Linked DNA regions of Homo sapiens: region 1 is linked to region 2. A link is an interaction called in ENCODE POLR2A ChIA-PET data of the cell type or tissue named here. Cell type or tissue: Panc1. All regions are shown on one strand. Links, peaks and the distances in the headings refer to the core of each region. The heading gives the core; the rest is flanking DNA. Region 1 has its middle 38 kb from the start of AXIN2. Region 2 has its middle 120 kb from the start of LINC02563.

The links. ChIA-PET counts read pairs that join two places held together with the same protein. Peaks named below come from ENCODE experiments on the same cell type or tissue, not always from the same donor. Only the 100,000 strongest peaks of a DNase experiment are listed, where the experiment ranks them.
Region 1: POLR2A ChIA-PET joins it to region 2 with 11 read pairs; 5 of 35 experiments call an interaction of 5 or more read pairs at or near these places.

Annotation. Positions count from the first base shown.
Region 1 is chr17:65,521,017-65,526,396 of GRCh38, reverse strand. No RefSeq gene overlaps it. Among named protein-coding and RNA genes, the nearest start is that of AXIN2, 38 kb to the left of the region's middle. RefSeq lists an enhancer at 2,083-2,583. In Panc1, for the core only: no CTCF peak of the experiment used is centred there; no DNase peak of the experiment used is centred there.
Region 2 is chr17:65,332,459-65,337,838 of GRCh38, reverse strand. No RefSeq gene overlaps it. Among named protein-coding and RNA genes, the nearest start is that of LINC02563, 120 kb to the left of the region's middle. In Panc1, for the core only: no CTCF peak of the experiment used is centred there; a DNase peak (open chromatin) is centred at 3,281.

The sequences.
Region 1 (5,380 bases), core at 324-5,323, 190 kb before region 2:
CCCCCTCACTCCAGCCCCTGACAACCACCATTTGGCTCTCTAATTCTGCAAAGTTGACTTAGATACCTATATAACTGGAATCCTGCAGTATTTGTCAATCCGTGCCTGGCTTATTTCATTTAGCACAATGTGCTGTAGGTTCATCCGTGTTGTCACAAATGACAGGATTTTACTCTTTTTTTTAAGGCTGAATAGTATTCCATTGTGTATTTATATTACATTTTCTTTATCCACGAATCCATCGATGGACACTTAGGTCATTTCCACATCTTGGCTATTGTGAATAATGCTGCAATAAAAAAGGAAGTGCCAATATCTCTTCAAGACCTTGATCATCTCTATTTTTTTTTTTTTTTGAGATGGAGTCTCACTCTGTCGCCTAGGCTGGAGTGCAATGGACTGCAACCTCCACCTCCTGGGGTCAAGTGATTCTCCTGCCTTAGCCTCCCGAGTAGCTGGGATTACAGGCGCCCGCCACCATGCCCATCTAATTTTTTGTATTTTTAGTAGAGATGGGGTTTTGCCATGTTGGCCAGGCTGTTCTTGAACTCCTGGCCTCAAGTATTTCACCTGCCTTGGCCTCCCAAAGTGCTGGGATTACAGGCGTGAGCCACCACACCTGGCAAGAACTTGATTTCAATGATTTTTGATAAATACCCAGAAGTGGAATTGCTGAATCATATGGCGGCTCTATTTTAAATGTTTTGAGCAATCTCCGAAGTGTTTTCCACAGTGGTTGCACCACTTTGCATTCCCACCAACAGTATACAAGAGTTCCAATCTCTCCACATCCTCATCAACACTCGTTTTTTTGTGATAATAGCCATCCTAATAGGTATGAGATGATACCTCATCATGATTTTGATTTGCATTTCCCTGATGGTTAGTGACACTGAGCATCTTTTCAAATACATGTTGGCCATTTGTGTGTCTTTGGAGAAATGTCTTTTTTTTTTTTTTTTTTTTTTTTTTTTGAGATGGAGTCTTGCTCAGACACCCAGGCTGGAGTCCACTGGTGTGATCTTGGCTCACTGCAACCACTGTCTCCCAGGTTCAAGCGATTCTCCTGTCTCAGCCTCCTGAGTAGCTGGGATTACAGGCATCTGCCATCATGCCCGGCTAATTTTTGTATTTTAGTAGAGACGGGGTTTCACCATGTTGGCCAGGCTGGTCTTGAACTCCTGACCTCAGGTGATTCCCCCACCTCGGCCTCTCAATCCTGTGCTAGGATTACAGGCATGAGCCACCGCCCCCGGCCGAGAAATGTCTATTAAAGTCTTTAACCCGTTTAAAGATTGGGTTATCCTAGCACTTTGGGGGCCAAAGTTGGGGGATCGCTTGAGCCCAGGAGCTCAAGACCAGACTGGGCAACACAGTGAGACTCCATCTCCAATTAAAAAAAAAAAGATTGGGCTATTAGATTTCTTGTTATTGAATTGTAGGAGCTCTTATATATTTTGGAACTGTATATTTCTGCCTGTTCTAAGAGGGGCCCATTTTTGTGCTTCTCTGTCATATTAACACTTAGGGCCTCCTAATCCCATGTGGATGTGCTTCTGGGAGTTGAGAGCCCTTGAAACTGTTCACAGTATCACCTGCGCATGCCTTCCTCTGAGGCAAGGGTCTATATTTTTTATGTGATTCTTAAAGGGATTTGTGCCTCCAGAGAAAATGCTAAAACCCATGGCTTGGGCTGTCAGCTTCTCTATTCCTTGTCCCCAAATAATTTAAGACCCAACTCTTCCAGAAACCTTTCCCTCCCTCCCCCAGGCTCTTGCTAGTGTGGTCTGAGGACCATGGAGTGGACTCACGTGGGAGCCTGAGAGAGGCAGAGGCTCACCCCATTCCATTGGCTAGACGGGACCTGCGTGTTTCCCGCCTCTCCAGGGGACTCATGTGCACACCAGCGTCCTGTTGCCTTAATCCCCCCCGATCTTCCTGTTTTTCATCTCTAGCTTCAAATCACATAACTTCGCCTTCACTTCCTGGGCTTTTCCCTATGTTGCTGCCTTATTTATCTGATTAATTCTTAACCAGATGATCAGAGGTCAAGAGCAGGCTGTGGGTCGGGCAGACCTGGGTTTGAGTCCACTCGCAGCTGGGCCGCGTAGGGAGCCATGGTTTCCTCGTTTGTTCAATGAGGATAATACGTGAGTCCTCTGTCTAGAGTGGCTGTGATAGTGACATGGGTGAGGGTCTCACCCACTTGTTACCATTTGCTCCTCGTGTGGAATCCACCCTCACAGCCTTCCTGCTGTACCACCTGGGGGCTGCCGTCTGCTCTCTTGCCCAAGGCAGTGGGAGAGTGGGTTTGCAGCTTGCTTTATTTGGAAACAGACTTGCTGCTGGAGGCAGCCTTTGGCCACAAAGCATCTGTAAATTTTTCTTTATCAAGCCCAGGGCCTTACAGTACTTGGAAATTCTCTATGGGCTCGCAGCCAGGATGGCAGTTTGTGTGAAAGAGTCTGAAATGTTGGATTTTGGGGGGAAAATCCCATTTTATTCTCCCCACTCTAGAAAATTTTAGGGTCATCATCATGCTGTCAAAAAGAAGGAAATTGGCAATTACCCCCGAGAAAATATTACAGTCTACTTGAATAATCAGGTAAAGTTGTTTTTGTTTTAGGGTTTAGAAAAATGTTCCTCTCCCTTTTTTTTTTTACCTTTAGTAGATAATGTAGTTGTATAGAAACACCCCAAATTACACAGAAGGATCAAAAGAATGCTTTACGTCCTTCTTAGTGGTTATTATCTCACTTTCTCAACTGTATTTCTTAGAAATCTGATATGAGTAGACTCTACTCCATGATTTGTCTCAGGAAGTGGGTAGTGGTGACTTGGTTTAAAAACAAACACAAACAACCACCACCAGCAAAAAAAAAAAAAAAAAAAAAAAAGCTTTTTTTTTTTTTTTTTTTTTTTGAGAGTTTTGCTCTATCTCCCAGGCTGGAGTGCAGTGGCATGATCATGGCTCATTGCAGCCTCAACCTCCTGGGCTCAAGCGATCCTCCCAACTCACCTCAGCCTCCTGAGTAGCTGGGACTACAGATGCACACCTGGCTAATTTTTGGAGAAAAAAAAGAAAGGCATTTTGATAAATGTTGTCTATTACCAGAATTATCCCAGGGAGCAGGCCGCCTGCTTGGTACAGTCTCTGGGCCCAAACAGGGAGAATCGGTATAGGACCTTAGGTCTGGCAGCTCAGGAGACGTGTGTGTAGGGAGTGTTTTAGAAGGGTCTGCCTCAGGTAGAACCACGGCCCCTGAACAGGGCCTCCTCCACCTCATCCAATGCCTAGTTTTGAAAACAAATCCTCTGTGCTCCCTCCAGGCTGACCTTCTTGTTCCCCTAAACCAGGGGTCCCCAGCCCCTGGGCTGCAGACCTGTACTGGGCTGTGGCCTTTTAGGAACCAGGCTACACAGTAGGAGGTGAGCGGCGGGCTAGGGAGCATGACTGTCTGAGCTCTGCCTCCTGTCAGATCAGCGGTGACATTAGATCGCCACAGGAGTGCAAACTGTGTGTGAACTGCGTATGCGAGGGATCTAGGTTGTGTGCTCCTTATGAGAATCTAATGCTTTGATGATCTGAGGTGGAACAGTTTCATCCCCAAACCATCTCTCCCACGCCGCCCTCGTCCATGGAAAAATTGTCTTCCACGAAACCAGTCCCTGGTGCCAAAAAGGTTGGGGTCCACTGCCCTAAAGTGACCTGCTGCTCAGGAGCTTTGTGTATGCAGCCCCTCTGCTGGGCACGCACCCTCCTTTACCCTTTCCTACGTTTGTCTCCTTTTAGCCTTCAGGTTTTGTCTCGAATGTCAGAGGTCTTCTCTGACTATGGGATCCATGTGTGTGACCGTCTGATCCTCTCCATTGCAGAACTTCCTTCATTCATTTCCCTGCATTCTAATTTGTAACGAAATTGTGATTATTTAATTGCATACTTATTTATCCATGAGACAGGGAGTAAATATATTTTGTTTGTTTGTTTGTTTTTTGAGACGGAGTCTCACTCTGTTGCCCAGGCTGGAGTGCAGTGGCGTGATCTTGGCTCACTGCAAGCTCCACCACCCAGGTTCATGCCATTCTCCTGCCTCAGCCTCCCCAGTAGCTGGGACTACAGGCACCTGCCACCATACCCAGCTAATTTTTTGTATTTTTAGTAGAGACGGGGTTTCATCATGTTAGCCAGGATGGTCTCGATCTCCTGACCTTGTGATCCACCCACCTCAGCCTCCCAAAGTGCTGGGATTACAGGCATGAGCCATTGCGCCCGGCCTCTGTCGACTCTTTAAACAAAATTCAAAGTGCCAGGTTCTCTGTATTAATTTACTTTCTGTTTAAAATACTGTATTCATTTCCTAGGGCTGCTGTAGCAAAGTACCACAAATTGGAAGGCTTAGAACAACAGAAATATATTGTCTCACAGTTCTGGAGGCTGGAAATCTGAGGTCAAGGTATCAACAGGGCCATGGTCCCTCTGAAACCTCGGGGAGAAGAAGCCTTCCTTACTTCTTTCAGCTTCTGGTAGCCCCAAACATTTGTTGGCTTGTGGCAGCACAACTCCAGTCTTCACGTGGCCTTCTCCCTGCATCCCTCCACACAGTTGTCTCTCTGGACATGTCTGTGTCCAAATCAAATCAAATTTCCCTCCTTTTTTTTTTTTTTTTTTTTTTTTGAGATGGAGTTTCTCTCTTTCGCCTAGGCTGGAGTGCAATGGCACGATCTTGGCTCACTGCAACCTCCGCCTCCCGGGTTCAAGTGATTCTCCTGCCTCAGCCTCCCTAGTAGTTGGGATTACAGGTGCCTGCCACCACGCCCAGCTAATTTTTTGTCTTTTTAGTAGGGACAGGGTTTCACCATGTTGACCAGGCTGGTCTCAAACTCCTGACCTCAGGCGATCCACCTGCCTCAGCCTCCCAAAGTGCTGGGATTACAGGTGTGAGCGACTGCACCTGGCTTCTTCTTCTTCTTCCTCTTCCTCTTCTTCTTCTTCTTTTTTTTTTTTTTAGACAGAGTTTCACTCTTGTTGCCCAGGCTGGAGAGCAATGGTGCTGCCTTGGCTCACTGCAACCTCCGCCTCCTGGGTTCAAGCGATTCTCCTGCCTCAGCCTTCTGAGTAGCTAGGATTATAGGCATGTGCCACCATGCCCAGCTAATATTGTGTTTTTAGTAGAGATGGGATTTCACCACGTTGGCCAGGCTGGTCTCGAACTCGTGACCTCAGGTAATCCACTTGCCACGGCCTCCCAAAGTGCTGGGATTACAGGTGTGAGCCACCAGGCCTGGCCTCATCTTAACTTGATTACATCTGCAAAGACCTTATTTCCAAATCAGGCCACATTCTGAGGTACCGGGAGTTAGGACCTCACCATATCTTTTT
Region 2 (5,380 bases), core at 292-5,291:
ATCTGGAAAATCATCACTACAATCAAGATAATGAGTATATCCATCACTCTCAAAAGTTTTCTCACGCTTCTTCATATTTCATCCTTTCTTCCTCTCTGCCCCTTCCCCTCTTCTCGATGGTCCCCAGGCAATCATGATCAGCTTTCTGTCACCATAAATTAGTTTGCATTTTCTACAATTTTAGACACATAAGATAATTTAGTACTCTTTTTTGTTTGAATTTTCACTCCGCATAATGTAGGTATGTTGTAATGTGTATCAATGGTCCATTTCTTTTTATTGTTGAGTAGTATTCCACTCATTATGAGTTATGAGAACTACATAAATGTAGTTCAAGGACATTTATGTTGTTTTCAGCTTTGGGCTATTACAAATAAAGTTGCTTGGCATTTTGGGCTGGATGATTAAAAAAACAAATAAATTAAAATTAAAATTAAAAAAACAAATAAAGTTGCTGTAGACATTCATGCAAAAGCCATGCAGAACATATGGTGCCATTTCTTTTCAATAAATACCTAGGAGTAAAATGGTAGGATGACATGGTAGCTAAGTATTTAATTTTTTTAAAAAATGGAAGCCAAGCATGGTGGCTCATGCCTGTGATCCCAACACTTTGGGAGGCCAAGATGGGAGGATCGCTTGACTCCAGGAGTTTGAGATCAGCCTGGGCAACGTAATGAGACCCCATCTCTATTTAAAAAATTTTTTTTAAATAGCTGGGCATGGTGACACACACCTGTAGTCCCAGCTACTCAGGAGGCTGAGGTGGGAGGATCAATTGAGCCCAGAGGGTCAAGGCTGCAGGAAGCCTTTGTCTGCCACTGCATTCCAGCCTGGGTGACAGAGTGAGACACGCAAGGAAAGAAAGAAAAGAGAAAAGAAAAGAACGAAAGAGAGAGAGAGAAAGAGAGAAGAAAGGAAGGAAGGAGGGAGGGAAGGAAGGAAGGAAGGAAGGAAGGAAGGAAGGAAGGAAGGAAGGAAAGAAGGAAGGAAGGAAGGGCAAACTACTTTCCAAGGTACCATAGTGTGACATTTTACATTTTACACTTCCATCAGAAGTATATGAGAGTTACAGTTCCTCCACATCCTTGCCAATACTTGACATGGTCAGACATTTCCAATTTTAAACATTCCAATAGGTATGTTGTTGTATCTCTCTCTGCTTTTAATTTAAATTAATTGATGTTGAGGATCTTTTTATGTGCTTATTTGCCATCCATATATCCTCTTTGATAAAGCTTCTTTTCAAATCTTTTGACTATTTTTAATTAGGTTTTTTGTTTTTGTTTTCTTATTATTGAATTTTGAGCATTCTTTGCCTATTCTAGACATAAGTCTTTTATTAGATATATGCTTTACAAATATTTTATTTTAGTCTGTAGTTTGTCTTTTCATTCTCTTAAGTCTTTTTTAAAGAGCAGAAGTTTTAAATTTTGATGAAGTCCAATTTAATAATTTGTTCTTGTATGAATTATGATTTTGGTGTCATTTCTAAGAAACTTTTGCCTAACCCTCAGGTCACAAAAGTTCAGTTCCATTCAGACACTTTATAGTTTTAGGTATTAGCATTTAGGTCAATGATCCATTTAAAGTTAATTTGTTTTCACATGATATAAAGTATGGCTCAACATTTCTTTATTCATTTTTGATGTCCAAAGTTCACTTTTATTGATGACCAACTTTATTTCTTTTTATTGTCCATTTTTATTCATGTTCAATATTTTCCAGTATGTCCAATTCATTTTATCGATACTCAATTGTTCCAGCACCATATGTTGAGAAGACTCTTCTCTCTCCACTGAAGTGTGTTTACACTTTTGTTAAAAGTCAGTTGTTTAGATTCCAGGTATGCATGGGTCTATTTATGGACTCTCTATTCTGTTCTGTAGATCTGTTTGTCTTTATACCAATATCACACTGTCTTGATTACTGTAGCTTTACAGTAAGTTTTGAGGATGAGCTGTGAGTCCTGTGGGAGGCTGTGTGTATCTGTGAAGAAGAAATTCAAGTGCTAACTTAGAGAGGTGCCAAATGAGGCACTCTAACTAATGTAAGAAACATCACAGGGCCATGGTTAAGTGAGAGCTAGTAGGATCCTTACAATGTACAATTATTTCACTCCATTATTAACTAAGTGTTTACTACATTTTAGATTCTATGCTAGGCACTGGGGATAAAGTGAGTGTATAAAATCAGACAATACCCTTCTTCTCATTGTGTTTATACTTTAGGAAGAAAAAGAGGGGCTAATCAAATAATCCCACTAAAATGTGTAACTACAACCTAAAATAAATGTTGTAAAGGAAATGAATAGGCTTTTAGGATGGAAATAATACTTCCTTGTGAAAGTAATTGTTCACCTAATTCATGAATGGGAGTTTACTAGGAGAAGGAGGGGAAGGTAAGAGGATACTGTATCACAGACTGCTAGCTATACCTCAATACTTGGTATACCTATTGTTTCCTCGATGGTACTAGAGGATTTTTAACATATTTCAGTTTGAACTAAACTTTTGACACATTTTCAACAAATTTTAGTTGTGTATATGGTTGTTCAGAATGAAAACGATATTTCCCAGCCTCCTTTGAGGGAAGTGAGGCCATGTGATTAAATTCTGACAAATAGGATATAGGTGGAAGTCTGCGTGCAACTTCCGGGAAATGTCTTTATAAGGAGCCGACGTGCCTTTTGCCTTAACTTTTCAACTGTCTGCTAGCTGAACGTAGACATGATTGCCCAAACTGAGTAGCTATATTAGCCACAAGGTAGAAACTATGTGTTGAGAATAGTACAACAACAAGATAGAAGGAGCTTAGGTCCTTGATTGTTTTGAAACTGGTAGATCAGCTTTAGACTACCTATCTGGAGAGAAATTAACTCCTATATCATTTTACACACTGGTTGTTTTTTTTCTTTAAAGATTTTTCTCTCTATGCAGCTGAATTTAATCCTAACTATGCTAACTAAGTAATTTAATATTAACTAATTCCGTGCCCCAACTATGAGCACAAAGTCCCAATGGTGAGAAGGAATGAGATACACACAGGGAATGGAGGGATCAGTACAGCTGAAGTGCAGAGCCTAGCCCTTTCCTCTCTCATTTCATGGGCAAAGCAATCAGAGCCAGAGAAATAATTAACTTAGCTCCGACTGGAGTCATGGGGGCTGCTATCCAACCATAGCAGTCATTATTCAGAGCCTTTACAGTGTCTCCCACAGCGCTATACGCCTGACAGTTATTTGCTCCTTGAGTCCTCCCAGCAACATTGAGACATCATGTGCCACTTAACAATGATGACACATTATGAGAAATGCATCGTTAGGTGATTTCCTCATTATGTAAGCATCATAGAGTACTCTCACACAAATGTAGATGGTATAGCCTACCACACACCGAAGCTATATGGTATAGCGTATGGCTCCTAAGTTATAAATCTGTGTAACATGAGACTGTATGGAATACTGTAGGCAACAGTAACACAATGGTAAGTATTTGTATATCTAAACATCCAAAAGGTACAACAAAAATACAGTATGAAAGATTAAAAATGGTACACTTGGATAGGACATTTACCATGAGTGGAGCTGGCAGGACCGAAAGTTGCTCTGGGTGTCAGTGAGTGGTGAGTGAATGTGAGGGCCTAGGAGGTTACTGTACATGACTGTAGACTTATAAACACTGTACTCTTAGGCGACACTAAATATTTAAAAATTTCTTTCTTCAGTAATAAATTGACCTTAGCTTACTGTAGCTTGTGTTTAGCAGGTCTGAGAAGGAAAGAGACAATCTGAAGGATGATTATTCCTCATTTTATTATTGGTGAATCCAACCCCGAAGAGTAGCAATAGACAAAGGTAGCCTTTTTTTGATTTTGTTTTCTGGATTTTTTTCTTAAAATTAGTTGTAATGCTATGCATTTGAGGCCACCATGCTGCCAGCCTCCTGGACCTAAGGGATACATGTTTGGGATATAGATGTGAAGTGGGTAGGGAGGTTTGGGTACAAATTAAAATAATGCATTTCTGTGCATAATATACACAGAAGTAGGAAGACAGCACGAACACTTAACCATGAGCAGTGGCTTGCCCCTGCTTGCAGCTTTGCCTAGCATGGGAAAATGCTGGGATGTCAGAATGACCTGAACTCTCTGGGACATGCTGCTCTGAACATCAAGCAAAGCCAGGCAGGCTCAAGCATCTAGCCACTGAAGATTATTCCGGGTGGGGTAGAAATCTATCATCTAGGCAAGCAGCGTATCTTCTTTCTAGAATTATTTGCTCACTCACCTATGTACAATGTGGGAGCATGGATACCATATCAGACACTCTGTAGGCACTGAGGACATAAAACAAATAAGAAGAGTCTCAATAGGGCTTTGGGGAAGACAGACAGGTAAATGACATCATCACCATGCAGGGTGGTGAGAGTCATGAGGGCAACTCAGGGCCCTAAGGGACCTCTTGGAAAAGAAAAGCCTGTAAGATTTGCCAGATTGGGGAACTTCTATCGGATGCCATTGCAACAGCAAGTTTAGAGGCTTGTCTTTAAGGCCTTCTTGCTTGTCACTCCTTCCCCTGCTTGTTCAAGGGGGATGAGAAAGTGTGTGTATTATCATGTGGTCCACTCTTGGCTATCTGTGCCCAGATGAGGGGAGCAGAATTATAACCAGGGAATGTGACCCTCTGATATGGTCTAGCTCTATGTCCCCATCCAAATCTCATCTCAAATCGTAATCACCATTGTGTCAACAACCCACGTGTAGAGGGAGAGACCTGGTGATTGTATCATGGGGGCAGTTTCCCCCATGCTGTTCTCATGAAAATGAGTGAGTTATCATGGTTTTATAAGTGTTGGACAGTTCCTCCTTCACACACTCTCTCACCTGCCACCTTGTAAGATGTGCCTGCTTCCCCATCTGCCACGATTGTAAGTTTCCTGAGGCCTCCCCAGCCATGGGGAACTGTGAGTCAATTAAACCTCTTTGCTTTATAAATTTTCCAGTCTCAGGCATTTCTTTATAGCAGTGTGAAAACAGACTAATACACCCTCCAAATCTGCTGTATTTGACTATGGCAGGTATTTTGGAATTCAGGAAGTCTGATCTGCTCCCCTTACTCCTGCTGTCTACCTTATCTCAGGTGGAGGCTGTAACCTGATACAAAGTTCCTCACACATAACAACAGAAACTCTCTGACTTGGAAAATGGGCTGGAACCAGGGCCACTCTTGCAGTGGGAATGCAGTGGGTGGAGAGAAGTAGCAGGCAGTTATGAAAATGCCTCTGTTGGAAAGAATTTGCTGCAACCACTGTGTCTTTAGGTGACTCAGCTCAAGAGTCACATCCTAGGATTGGCCTGGTTTATGTCATGTGGCCACACA